Regions from separate parts of the Homo sapiens genome. Here all the other regions are linked to region 2. The links are chromatin contacts, found by Hi-C or POLR2A ChIA-PET in ENCODE. All regions are on one chromosome and are shown on one strand. The core of a region is the stretch at or near the end of the contact, and the rest is flanking DNA. Distances in the headings are between cores, read along the strand shown. Region 1 holds the start of SYVN1 (synoviolin 1). Region 2 holds the start of KLC2-AS2 (KLC2 antisense RNA 2). Region 3 holds the start of NDUFV1-DT (NDUFV1 divergent transcript).

Region 1 (3,386 bases), core at 436-2,935, 1.1 Mb before region 2:
CCTCAACCTAGCCCTCCCTGCTCCTTAAGCCTGCCCGCTGGCTACTCCCTGGCTTCCACCTGCTCCAGAACTCCCTGCCTTGACTCACAAAGTCCACACGGTCCTCAGCCAGCCAGTGGAAACATTTGAGGAAGAGAAGAAGAGTGAAGAGTGCAACAAAGCGGGGGCTGAAGTCATCCCGAAAAACGGTGAAGGCCAGACAAGTCTCTGTGACGGCGTACCAGGAACGTTCCAGAAGGTGCTGGGGGCCAGGCAGGGAATAATGTGGATACCAAACATTCTTTCCCAGCACCCTGCCCTCACCTTTGGGGCAGCCGACATCTTACCTCCATCTCTGCTGCCCTCAGTTGCCCAAAGAACACCTTGCCCATCACCTTGCCCAGAAGGAAGACAAGGACAAAGGCCTGGATGTACAGGACCTAGGAGTGGGGAGAGGCTGTGGTTTGAGGTCACTTTCTGCTTTCCTCTCCTTGGGACTCATCATGCAGGATCCTCCACATCCTCATCACAGTTTATTCAAAGTTAGGCAGCTGGCGGCTACTTCCCTACTTACCTGACCTCTAGCCCCGCCCCTTGCCCAGGCAGACTCCTCCTTCCCTCCCAGGGAGTTCCTCCCTCCCTGAGCCCTGAACTCACTGCCATGCTGGGGCTGGACTTGGTCAGGTACACCACAGTGGGGTAGAACTGGTGTTTGAGGTAGTAGGCGTGAGCCACCACAGCCCCGGTCAGCGCCAGGCTGGCCGCCATCATCACTGCCGTGCGGAACATTGCCCTGGCCCGGAGACCTGCATGGGGCAAGAAAATAACTTATGTGATGCTCGTGCTGTGCAAAATAGCCCGGTGCCTGGCACAGCCTCAATTCATAGGAGAAAGTGGGGGGGAAATCACATTTCGCCCTCGAAATCATCAGACAAAGAATAGCTTACGCTACCCCATTTTACAAATTAGACTCGAAGGGGTTAAGTGATCACACTGACGCAAGGCCTGGAACCTGGGTCAGTCTTGCTTCAAATCTAGGGCTCTTTCCACGCTGCCTGCCAAGCCGCCTCCTCTAGGGAGGTGATGAGGAAAAGCTGCAATGTTGGAGGAGGGGGAGCTGCACCGCTGACCCTCCGGTGGAGAAGATGGGGTGGGAGGCAACAGCAGAAATCTGCTCCAGGGGCGGGAATGCGCAGCCAGGGCTGAGAGCAGCCAAGGCACAGAGGATAGCAGGCTGGGCAGGCGACAGCGCCGGTGACAGCTGTGTTAGGGTGGGCAGTTCGGACGCCCGCCCTGCGGGAGCGGGCGGGGAACGTCAGCCTGGAATCCTGGGGTCCCCCGACCCCCGGAGTAGTGTCAACTCAGAGCACCACAAAAACAGCGGGACGGGAGAGAGCAGCAGCGGGACGGGAGGAGCCGGGTCGCCCTCGCGGCCGCGCACCTGTGAGCACCAGGAGTTGCGGGCGTCGCAGGCAGGGCCCAGGCTTGAGCAAAGCGGCCGCACCGGCGTCTGAGGTCTCCGGCCAGCTGACAGGCCGAAAGCGTGCGGCGGGGCTGAGGGGCGTGCCGACTCCGGAGACCTCAAGGGGAAGGTTCGGGTCCCGACCCCAACCACAACTCGGGCCAGACTTCGCCCCACTCACCAGGAACCCAGCGCCGCGAGCCCGCTCAATCCGCGCGACTGCGGCTGCCCCTCCGGTTAACAACACTCCCCACCCCCTGCGAACCGGAACTTCGGGGGTCAGACACCTCACTTCCGGCGGCGCGGGGCGCGGCGTGGGTCGTACCAAGTGCGTCCTGCCCTGGCTCGCACTGCGCCCTACGTGGGCCCATAGCAATGGTGTCACCACCGTATCTGGGGTGATGTCTACGGGGAAGGGCTGGGCAAGAGGTCCGAGAGGTGGTCGGAAGGTAATAAGGCAACAGGGGGGAGTCGGAGGTCCCCCTATTATTTATTAGTCACAGATGGTATGGCTCCTGCGCTGAGTGGCCTCCTCGGACTGGGGGACTCGGCCCCGCGAGCAGCTGGGAAGGGGAGCCGCTTGCGGGCTGTACCACCTGGAGCGGGGAGTAGGCCAGGGACAGACTATACAAGCCTGAGGGGAATGAAATGTTTTCTTAAACATTTAGGGAGAGTCACAACAGTTTGACAAATACGGTGCTCTCTGAGAGAACTGGATGCGGAAAACAAAAATTTGTCTTCTCCATGATCACCCCCACAAGTTGTGTGGGAGTGAGTTGGGTCCCGTGGCTGCCACTGATTGGTTGCGATAAGTTACGCGGCCCAATAAGAAAAAGAATGTACCTTTGCTGGCCTATAGAAAGGGGAAAGCAGGTGAGTGGTTGTTAGGGGCGGACAGCTGCGTTGCCTAGGCCCTGGTCCCGCTCCAGTTGGCTGAGAGTAGGGAAAGCTCAGTCCTTGGGCGAGTGATCCCTGGCTGGCCTCCGGGAACGTTTGCCGCGCCAGGACAGGGAGGGACAACCAGGTGTACCCGAGACTGGGAGATTAATTCCTGCTAATCTTGGGACGGAAGTGTTCTGTTTGTTCAAAGGAATTGACTTCAGCGTCGCAGGCCTGCCCGCATCTCAGTGTCTGATTTTGCTGCCCATGTGTTGTTCAGCTCTGAGCCATAAGCAAGACCCCCACTGGTCCTGGGCTGCACTGTATTTTAGTTCGTGTCTGGGTCGCAGCCAACTAAGCCTGCTGATTAACAAAATGGAGCTAATGCATCCACTTTGTGCCTTGCGTTTTCCTCCGTCATCTCATTTAATCATCAATCACTAAGGTTTATGAGCTAGGGGGTGCTACCCCCTCCCCCGAAACGTGGGGCAATTGAAATTCAAAGGCTTACCAAAACCTGTCCTAGGATTGGCGCCAGGTCTGTCTGCCTCTAAATCTCTGTGCTGTTGGTCTCAGCCATCTTCCCTGCCACCTGTTGACTTGACAGTTTCAGCTTATAACCAGTCAGAGTTGGCTTCCCCGTAAGGCCACGTATAACTTTTTTTCCCCCTTTTCTTTTTATTTATTTATTTATTAATTTTTGCGACAGGGTCTTGCTCTGTCGCCCAGGCTGGAGTGCATTGGCGCCATCAGGGCTCATTGCAGCCTCGACCTCCCGGGCTCAAGCGATCCTCCCACCTCAGCCCCACAAGGTGTTGGGATTACAGGCGTGAGCCACAACACCTTGCCTATCTGTAACTTTCTAGTGACTGCATCCAATGGTTGGCTTTCAGCCCTTGCTTGACTCAACCTCTCTCCCCTTCTTGAAAGTCTCCTCCCTAAGCTTCTGTGATCCACATGCCTCTGCTCCTCTTTTCTCTCTGGCTATGCATGTGTCCTCTTCTCTTTACCTGATGTCCTTCTCTTTACTTTTCCTGCATGATTTCCTCTGCTCCAGTCCAGCCCC
Region 2 (3,444 bases), core at 581-3,080:
AGCAACAGTTCCTGGCTCTGTCTCAGGCCTACTTTGGGCTGGACAACGGGGAGACACGAGGGGAACCCAGCCTCTCCTGGGGGTGGACGTGTAAACGGCCAGTGCTAACACCGTCACTGTGGAGATGGACGGGAGTGTCAGGGCACCAGGGTGTGGCCTTGGGTCAGAACTGCCATTGCCTCTGCCCAGCTCAGGGATTCCGGCTGCCTCTGCCAGGTCAGACCCCTTCAGGCCAGGGAGGCACAGACTGGCAGCAGCACAGGGCTGAGCCACCTGCCCCCTCTGCCCACAGCCTGGAGGCACAGGTCTCTCTGACAGCCGCACTCTCAGCTCCAGCTCCATGGACCTCTCCCGACGAAGCTCCCTGGTGGGCTAATGCTGAAGGGGCAGCCAGTCACCAGAGCGCCCACCTGGCACACCCCCCTCACCCCAGCCCTGCGCATGGGCCTGCTGCTTGTCCCGCCTGTCTCTCCCACAGCCCCTGTCTTTTCTGTTCAATCTCAGGGTAACCTTCTCCCTTGTCATCTCAGCCTGAGCCCTGGAGGCTGGGCCTGCCCACTCCAGCTCCATCCCTTATTTATTCCTTCCAGCAGGGCCCTCTTCCCTAGGTTCGGGCCAGCAGGAGGTGCCGGCTGGAGTCTCCACCATAGACTCAGTGGCCTGGCCTCCCCAGACCCCAGAGCCAAGAACACTAAGCACTCGCCGGCCCTTCGGCACCCTCGCCCTCCCTCCCGACTCAACCCGGCCGTTGCTTCTGTATATAGAGAAATAAGTTATTGGCCGCGCGCCTCCCTTCAGTCCACGGTACTACCCGGGCCTCCCCTCGTCCCTCTTCTAGTGGTACCGCCCAGGCCTTAATCACCCCCATTCCGTGCGGTGGTATCTCCCAGGCTCTACATTCTCGGGAGCGGCGCCTCCCAAGGGGGTCCTGGGACCTTCTCGCGCTCCTCCTGGCCTCTGAGGGATGCGTCCTACCCGCGCCATCGCCCCGTGGCCCAGGACGGGGACCTCCCCTTAGTCCGTCCTCCCACCGCCGGGCCCTGCCCCGCATCCCGGCCTTATGCACTGCCCCTCCCACCCGGCCCCGCCCAGGCACGGCCGACCCCGCCCCGGGCACCGCCCACCGAGCCATCCTGCCTCGCCTCCCCCCACGCCTGCAGCTTCTCGCGAGGGGCGGCGACGGTCCCCTGGTGGCAGGAGGGGCTCCCCCTGTTGCGGGTGAGGCGGCTGCTCTCATATTTTCAGATGTTGCTGTAGAAATAAAGACGGTTTAAATCTGAGCTGGGCTTGTTTTGAGACGGAGGTCGGGGGCCCCCAGCGTCTCTAGACTGGGGTGGAGCCGGGAAGGGTCGTGCGTGAGTGGGGGACAGTGTGTCTCGCTCAACCGCTGTCCGCGCAGCTGGGCCCAGATATTGTGCCCCACCCCGGAATTGCGTGAGGGGCCCACAAGTCAGGCTTTCCCTAAAACACTCACTTGTGGGGTTCTGGAGACCGCGGGCTCTTATGAGCTCTGCTCCTCACAAAGTTTTTGACCTTGAGTGAGTTTCCCGAGACTCAGTTTTTTCATCTATGAAATGCGGGTGATGACGCGCGGCTGCGAGTTAGGACTGCCCAGTACACGAAGAACCCTGGACAAATGTACTTTTATTAGTCTTACTAGAACCCACATTCTCATTTAATGTTCACAACGTGGGTATTGGGAGGGCAAGGATGACTACCTCCGTCAGACAGATGTGAAACGTGCCAAGCCCAGCCCTAAATTGAGCTTTCTAAACACCGAGTCGCGGTCAGGCTTTCCAGCACTGTCCTCAAGCCTGAGTGCGTCCGGAGTGCAAACTACAAGCCCCAGAAGGCAATGCGCCAGCAGTGATGGGAGTGGGCGCGGAGGCGCGGGCTCCCCGACTACGCCTGCGCAGCGGGGCTGAGTTGGAGAACGTCTTAGACTACAAGTTCCGGGAATCAGCGCGGCGAGGCCTGAGAAGAAGACGTTTGCGCCTGCGCGTCGCGGGCGGGGCCTCTGGGGCGGAGCGGCCACCATCTTGGAACGGGAGGCGGAGCAGAGTCGACTGGGAGCGACCGAGCGGGCCGCCGCCGCCGCCATGAACCCCGAATAGTGAGTGAGCCCCGCCCGCGCCGTCCAGCGCAGCCTCGATCCCGAATACAGGGCTGTACGCTTACCGGGGTTGTCTGGCCCGGGTCAGGACTGTGCGGCGCCCCCACATCCGGGTCCCTCTTCCGCTGACCCCCCCCCACATCCGGGTTCTGCCCCTCCCCCCAGGGGCCCCAGGACCCCGGCTCAAAACCCCGAGCCCTCGCACCCGGGGCCCAGACGTGGCGACCCCCAGGGGCAGCTCTTGGAGCTCGAGACATCGGTCCTACCAGGCCTTATCGGTCAGATGACCCCGCAGTCCCGGTCACTTCAGGCCTCAGTTTCCCCACCTGCTGCTTGACAACTGTCCCGGAGTTTTGGAGCCCGTCTTGATAGTTTCTGGTCTCGGGTTCAGGCTTGGGCCCTTTAGGTCGGGCAGTGAATCCCTCTACCCTTCTCTTTCTCCTGAAGCCCGGCTCCTGGGGCCGGCCCAGAAGCTAGCCAACTACGCGGGAGGCCCCGAAGCGCCGCTTGGGTCGCGTCTCCCGCAGGTCCTCTCTTCCGGGGCTGCCTCCTACCCTTTGCCTGGGTCGCGCTGTCCTGTCGCTCCCGCCGGTCCGTCCTTTCCCGCCCTCTCCTCGCTTTTGCTCAGGCCCCCAACGCCACCGTCACACCCCTTCCCTTGGCTGTCACACTGCCTGTGAAGTTTAGATGAATATGGAATTTGCTCTCCCCCTTCCTGTGGGATTCTCTGGTCCTCAAACTCTCCTCACTCTTGGTCACTCCCCCTGCGGGTAGGTGGCCCACATCTCATGCCCAGGACTAATAGTTTTCCCCAAGTATCAGTTATCTTCTTCCTTTTCTGCCACTTCCTTTTTCTACTCCACATCCAGGTCTCAGATTTCCTTGGGGAAGGGTGAAGCTCTGAGCTGGATTGGGAGGGGAACAGAGAAGGGAACCAGCAGGCTCTCGAAGGGACTTTGGAGTCTGAGAAACCTGGTTTGAGTCTTAAAGCGATAAACTGTGTAAGTTAGGGCAAGTCACTTCCCTTCTCTGGCCTCTGGTTTCCTCATTAGTTGACAATGACAAAACTGACTTCATTGAACTGTTGTGAAGATTAAATGAGATGATGCATTTAAAGTACTTCACACAGGGTCCGTCCACAGGTTGGAACTCAAGTATATTAAATGTGATTACCTTTTGCCTTTTTTTTTTTTTATTTTGAGACAGGGTCTCTCTCTGTCACCCAGGCTGGAGTGCAGTGGCGTGACGATGGCTCACTGCAGTCTCCAACTCTTGGGCTGAAGCAGTCCTCCTGCCTTGTCCTCCTGAGTAGCTGGGAATACAGAGGCACA
Region 3 (3,775 bases), core at 1,276-3,775, 1.3 Mb after region 2:
GGGGTTGGGGGTAAGGTCACAGAATCTCAAGGCAGAAGAATTTTTCTTAGTACATAACAAAATGGAGTCTCCTATGTCTACTTCTTTCTACACAGACACAGTAACAATCTGATCTCTCTTGCTTTTCCCCACACTAATTGGTTTTATAAAGTTTATAGGGACGGTTGTAGGGTGGTTGCAGAAAGCTTCCTGGGGGAGGTGACGTCCAAAGGGCTCCTAGGAGGACTAGGGCCAAGTTGGGAGGAAGACAGATCCTCTGGTGCAGATCCAGCTTGTATGGGCAAAGCCAAAGGAGCTGGAACTGGGGAGGTTGACAGGTGGCAGCACAAAGGACCTTGAATGCCAGGCCAAAGGGTCTTGAGCTTTGTTCTGAGGGCAGTGGGGAACCACAAAAACTCTCAGGCAGGAAAGGGGCAAAACGGGTCTGAGATTTATAATAATCCCACTGTTCCATGTTTGCAGAGAAGGGGCTGGAGGAGCCAAGATGTGAGGGTGGGAGGCCCCAAGGATACATTGTTAATTTCAGGTGAGAGATGACAGGGCCACAGCCATCTATCACTGTGCAGGGAATGTTTGGAAGGTAAAGTTGACCAGATAGACACAGTGGATGTGGGGCCAGTGGGACAGGGAGGAGCCCTTGATACCTCTTGGCTTGTGGCCTGGAGGCTGGCTGGGGAGGCTGATATACAGAGTGACACAGGATGGGATGGGTGCTGAGGAGGTGAGAGCCAGGACCTGAGATGCTGCAGAGAAGGCTCCTGGGAGATGACATCAGAGTGGATCTCCTTCTTCGCTTGAGAAGCCTGGCAAGTAGGTGCTCCAGTGGGTGGGGACCAGTGGGGGATTTGTTGTTAGGAGACCTCAGGCCGAGTTCTGGCAGTTGTGTCATCCTGGGCAGGCCACTCAGCAATGCTGATACCCTGCTTCTGAAAACAGGGCTCATCATTCCTGAGGCTGGAGTTTTGGAGGATTAAGGAGGTAACACATGGCAAGTGCTTGGCCCAGAGCCTGGCACTGAATGAACAGAGGATCCTTCCCTCACTCTCCGTTTTCCATCCCCCCTCATGCCCAGCATCTCCTGTCCCCAGCATCCCCAACCTGCATCTCCCTCAGCCTGTATTCCTTTGACCCAGTTAGAGACAGATGAGGAAGGAATCCACCCGCTGGGCTGGCTCTGACCTGCCCCCCTTCTTCTGCCCCAAAGGGAGGGATCCGAGGACTCAGGTCTGAGCCCGGATTAGCTGTGTAATCCCCAGCTTTGCCTAGGCAACCTCTTTCCCTGACCAAGAGAGGGGGCCTGCGGCTGGCAGCCAGGACTCCTGGGCTCTGGGCCTGATACTACTCTATCTGTCTGGGAAACCTCAGACAGGGAAGAGATTTCTTGGTGCCTCTCTTGGGAATGTCACTGACGTCCACAGTGACTGTCACATGCGTGTCAGTTGTTCTGTGGGTTTGCTGTGTGCGGGGCACTGTGGAAAGGAAGAAAGGCCTAGATTCCAGTCCAGCTCCACCACTCAGCAGCTTCATGCCCACAGACAAAGGACAAAATCCCCCTGAGCCTCAGTTTTTTCGTGGACAAAATGGAGTGAACACCTTGTGGGGCTGCTGTGGGGTATGTGAGAAAATAGCTGCAAAGGAGTTTTGTAAACAGCACGTTTTAGAGAGATCAGGAAGGATGATTACAGCACAAAAGAACAGAGATGGTTCCTCACCATGAGGACTGGAAAAGAGCTGGGGAGAGCAGGCCAAAAAGGTCACTCTTATCACGAGGACCACAGCAGAGGGTTCCAGGAAACTGAAAAAGACGAGTTCATCAGGCTTCCAAGACCTCCTGGGAAGGCAAAGGACAGAGGGACCTCCTCAGGTCAGGGGAAAACCGAGGGAGGGGGACAGCCACACAAACGCCCTAAAGTCTAATGACGGCAGAAAGGGGTCTTGGGGGACGGGGGTGGGGTTCACAGCAGTGGCCTGGGCGTGATGACCCTGGCGAAGGACGGGGTCGCAGAGCCCTTAAATCCTGGACCAGTGGCTGATTCCAAAAGCAGCAGGGACCATGCCAGGATTTTGGGCAGAAGCAGAAAGTGCTGGACTCTCCTGACAAGAGCTGAGAGAACTCAGCGGCGCCAGCAAGAGTTTGTGCCGTGCACTGACCATCTGCATCCTCTCTGCCTCACCCCAGCCTAGGATTCCGTGACAGGCCCTCTGGGAAGAACTCCGCGAACAACCCCCTGCCTTGGAGTCTGCAATCCTTCCTCGAGCACACGGACGCCCGGGGTGGGGAAGCCCACAGTCTGGCAGGGCTCGCACTGGGCAGAATAATTGCAACGTAGTCATGAGGATCGGGCTATGACCTGCCTGACTTTTCACTCCTCCCATGATACACCGATGCATACCGCAGGTGCACACTAAACGCCGAATCTATAGAAAGTGGAACACACCAGGACCCAGCAGAAGGCGACATGCGAGGTTTGTTTACTTGTGGCATCAAAGGCTGGGAGCCGGCGAGCTAAGGAGGGAGCGAAAGAGCGAGCGGTGGGGACAGCCACCGCTAAATGCCAGCCCGGTGGAGGGAGGAAGGCGGACCCCAGGCCGGTGGGACCACATCTCCCAGAAGCCCCGGCGCCAAGGCACTGGCCTCTCAGTCCTCCCCCGAGGAGGCGGGGCCGCTGGCGAAGTTGAAGGGGCGCAGCGATACCGGTGCGCGGCGCTGGCGTCGGGCGCGTGACGTCTTTCCTGCGCGCCACCTAGCGTCTCTATCGCGCCAGTTCCTCAGCCTCAGTGCTATGAAGGTGACAGCGTGAGGTGACCCATCTGGCCCGCCGCGATGCTGGCAACACGGCGGCTGCTCGGCTGGTCGCTTCCCGCGCGGGTATCTGTGCGTTTCAGCGGCGACACGGTGAGGCCCAGCCTGGCTGGGGCCACGGGTGTTTGGGGCCGGGTGTCGCGGCCGCGCCCGTGCACGAGCAGTCCCTGGGGTCTGTAGTGGCCTCTGGAGAGCCCTTCTCCCCAGGCCAGGCGGGAAGGCCCCCGCTCCGGCCTGGTTGAAGTAGGGGAACGGGTCCCAACGCGGGGCCGACTCCCTTGACCCTCTGACTTGCTGGCTTCCCTTGTTTTACAGTCCTCGGCCTGGCGGAAGTTTTGCAGGTTGTGAAGACCCCTAGTCTTTCATTCTCTCCTTGTCACAGCCTTGTAGGGCGTGAAGGGGTCATTGCCCCATTTAGGGATGCGCACCTCCTGATTTCCCGTCCACTGCTCTGCGCCCTGAAGTGGCTGAAAAGTGCTCTTAAAAGGATGGGAATCCCGTCGCCCTCAGCTGGTGCGCTCTCCACTGGGTCGTGGGGCTCCTCATTTCATCCTAAGTGAGCCCCTCCATCACCTGTGTGTTAAGGAGGCATTTCTTTCCCATCAGTAAACACATTTCGCCTCTTCGGCCGAGGTAGGAATATAAAAGGCCCCTGGCCTACCCAAGTTTTGGTCCAGCAGGGGAGCCAGGCCGGGAAAGGGCCAAGCTGCCACACTCGGCTTGTGGGGCTGTGTGGTGCCGTGATGCAGCTGTGGGTTTGGCCACCGACAGACCTGGGCTCAAATTGGACCTGCTGCTTTTGACTGTGAGACCTTCCATAAGCTCCTTTTGCTCCAAGCCTCAGTTTTCTCCTCTGTGAAACAGAGAAAATCGTTCCTATCAGAGTTCTTATGAGGATGAAATGGGATTTTGGATGTAAAATGCTTCCATCCAGTACCTGCTAAACAAAATGCTTACTAATGGCCGGGCGCG

What was found. A loop is a pair of places that touch in the nucleus more often than their neighbours do. ChIA-PET counts read pairs that join two places held with the same protein, here RNA polymerase II (POLR2A). Pooled maps may share reads with other maps.
Region 1: a pooled map shows a loop between it and region 2 (26-fold over the local background). The contact joins the promoter of SYVN1 here to the promoter of KLC2-AS2 in region 2. A Hi-C loop is called at or near these places in 7 of 50 pooled maps. POLR2A ChIA-PET finds 5 or more read pairs at or near these places in 2 of 52 experiments (B cell and activated B cell).
Region 3: a pooled map shows a loop between it and region 2 (5-fold over the local background). The contact joins the promoter of NDUFV1-DT here to the promoter of KLC2-AS2 in region 2. A Hi-C loop is called at or near these places in 5 of 50 pooled maps. POLR2A ChIA-PET finds 5 or more read pairs at or near these places in 2 of 52 experiments (PC-9 and activated B cell).

What each region holds. Positions count from the first base shown.
Region 1 is chr11:65,132,834-65,136,219 of GRCh38, forward strand. SYVN1 (synoviolin 1) reads right to left here and starts at 1,686. Exons shown (of 16, transcript NM_172230.3): 1 at 1,623-1,686; 2 at 637-785; 3 at 327-419; 4 at 89-241. The coding sequence starts at 768. RefSeq lists silencers at 289-465, 2,182-2,365 and enhancers at 1,067-1,136, 1,425-2,328, 1,687-2,196.
Region 2 is chr11:66,266,581-66,270,024 of GRCh38, forward strand. It overlaps KLC2-AS2 (KLC2 antisense RNA 2), which reads right to left and starts at 1,831. Exons shown (of 3, transcript NR_186342.1): 1 at 1,719-1,831; 2 at 1,475-1,628; 3 at 969-1,251. It overlaps KLC2 (kinesin light chain 2), which reads left to right. Exons shown (of 16, transcript NM_001318734.2): 16 at 293-1,280. The coding sequence ends at 376. RAB1B (RAB1B, member RAS oncogene family) reads left to right here and starts at 2,059. Exons shown (of 6, transcript NM_030981.3): 1 at 2,059-2,113. The coding sequence starts at 2,100. RefSeq lists enhancers at 1-511, 1,268-1,317, 1,618-1,667, 1,788-2,117, 2,278-3,159 and silencers at 768-817, 838-1,157.
Region 3 is chr11:67,604,181-67,607,955 of GRCh38, forward strand. It overlaps NDUFV1-DT (NDUFV1 divergent transcript), which reads right to left and starts at 2,526. Exons shown (of 3, transcript NR_130935.1): 1 at 2,439-2,526; 2 at 1,713-1,831; 3 at 1-923. It overlaps NDUFV1 (NADH:ubiquinone oxidoreductase core subunit V1), which reads left to right and starts at 2,756. Exons shown (of 10, transcript NM_007103.4): 1 at 2,756-2,896. The coding sequence starts at 2,825. RefSeq lists enhancers at 680-1,365, 2,265-2,324, 2,705-2,834.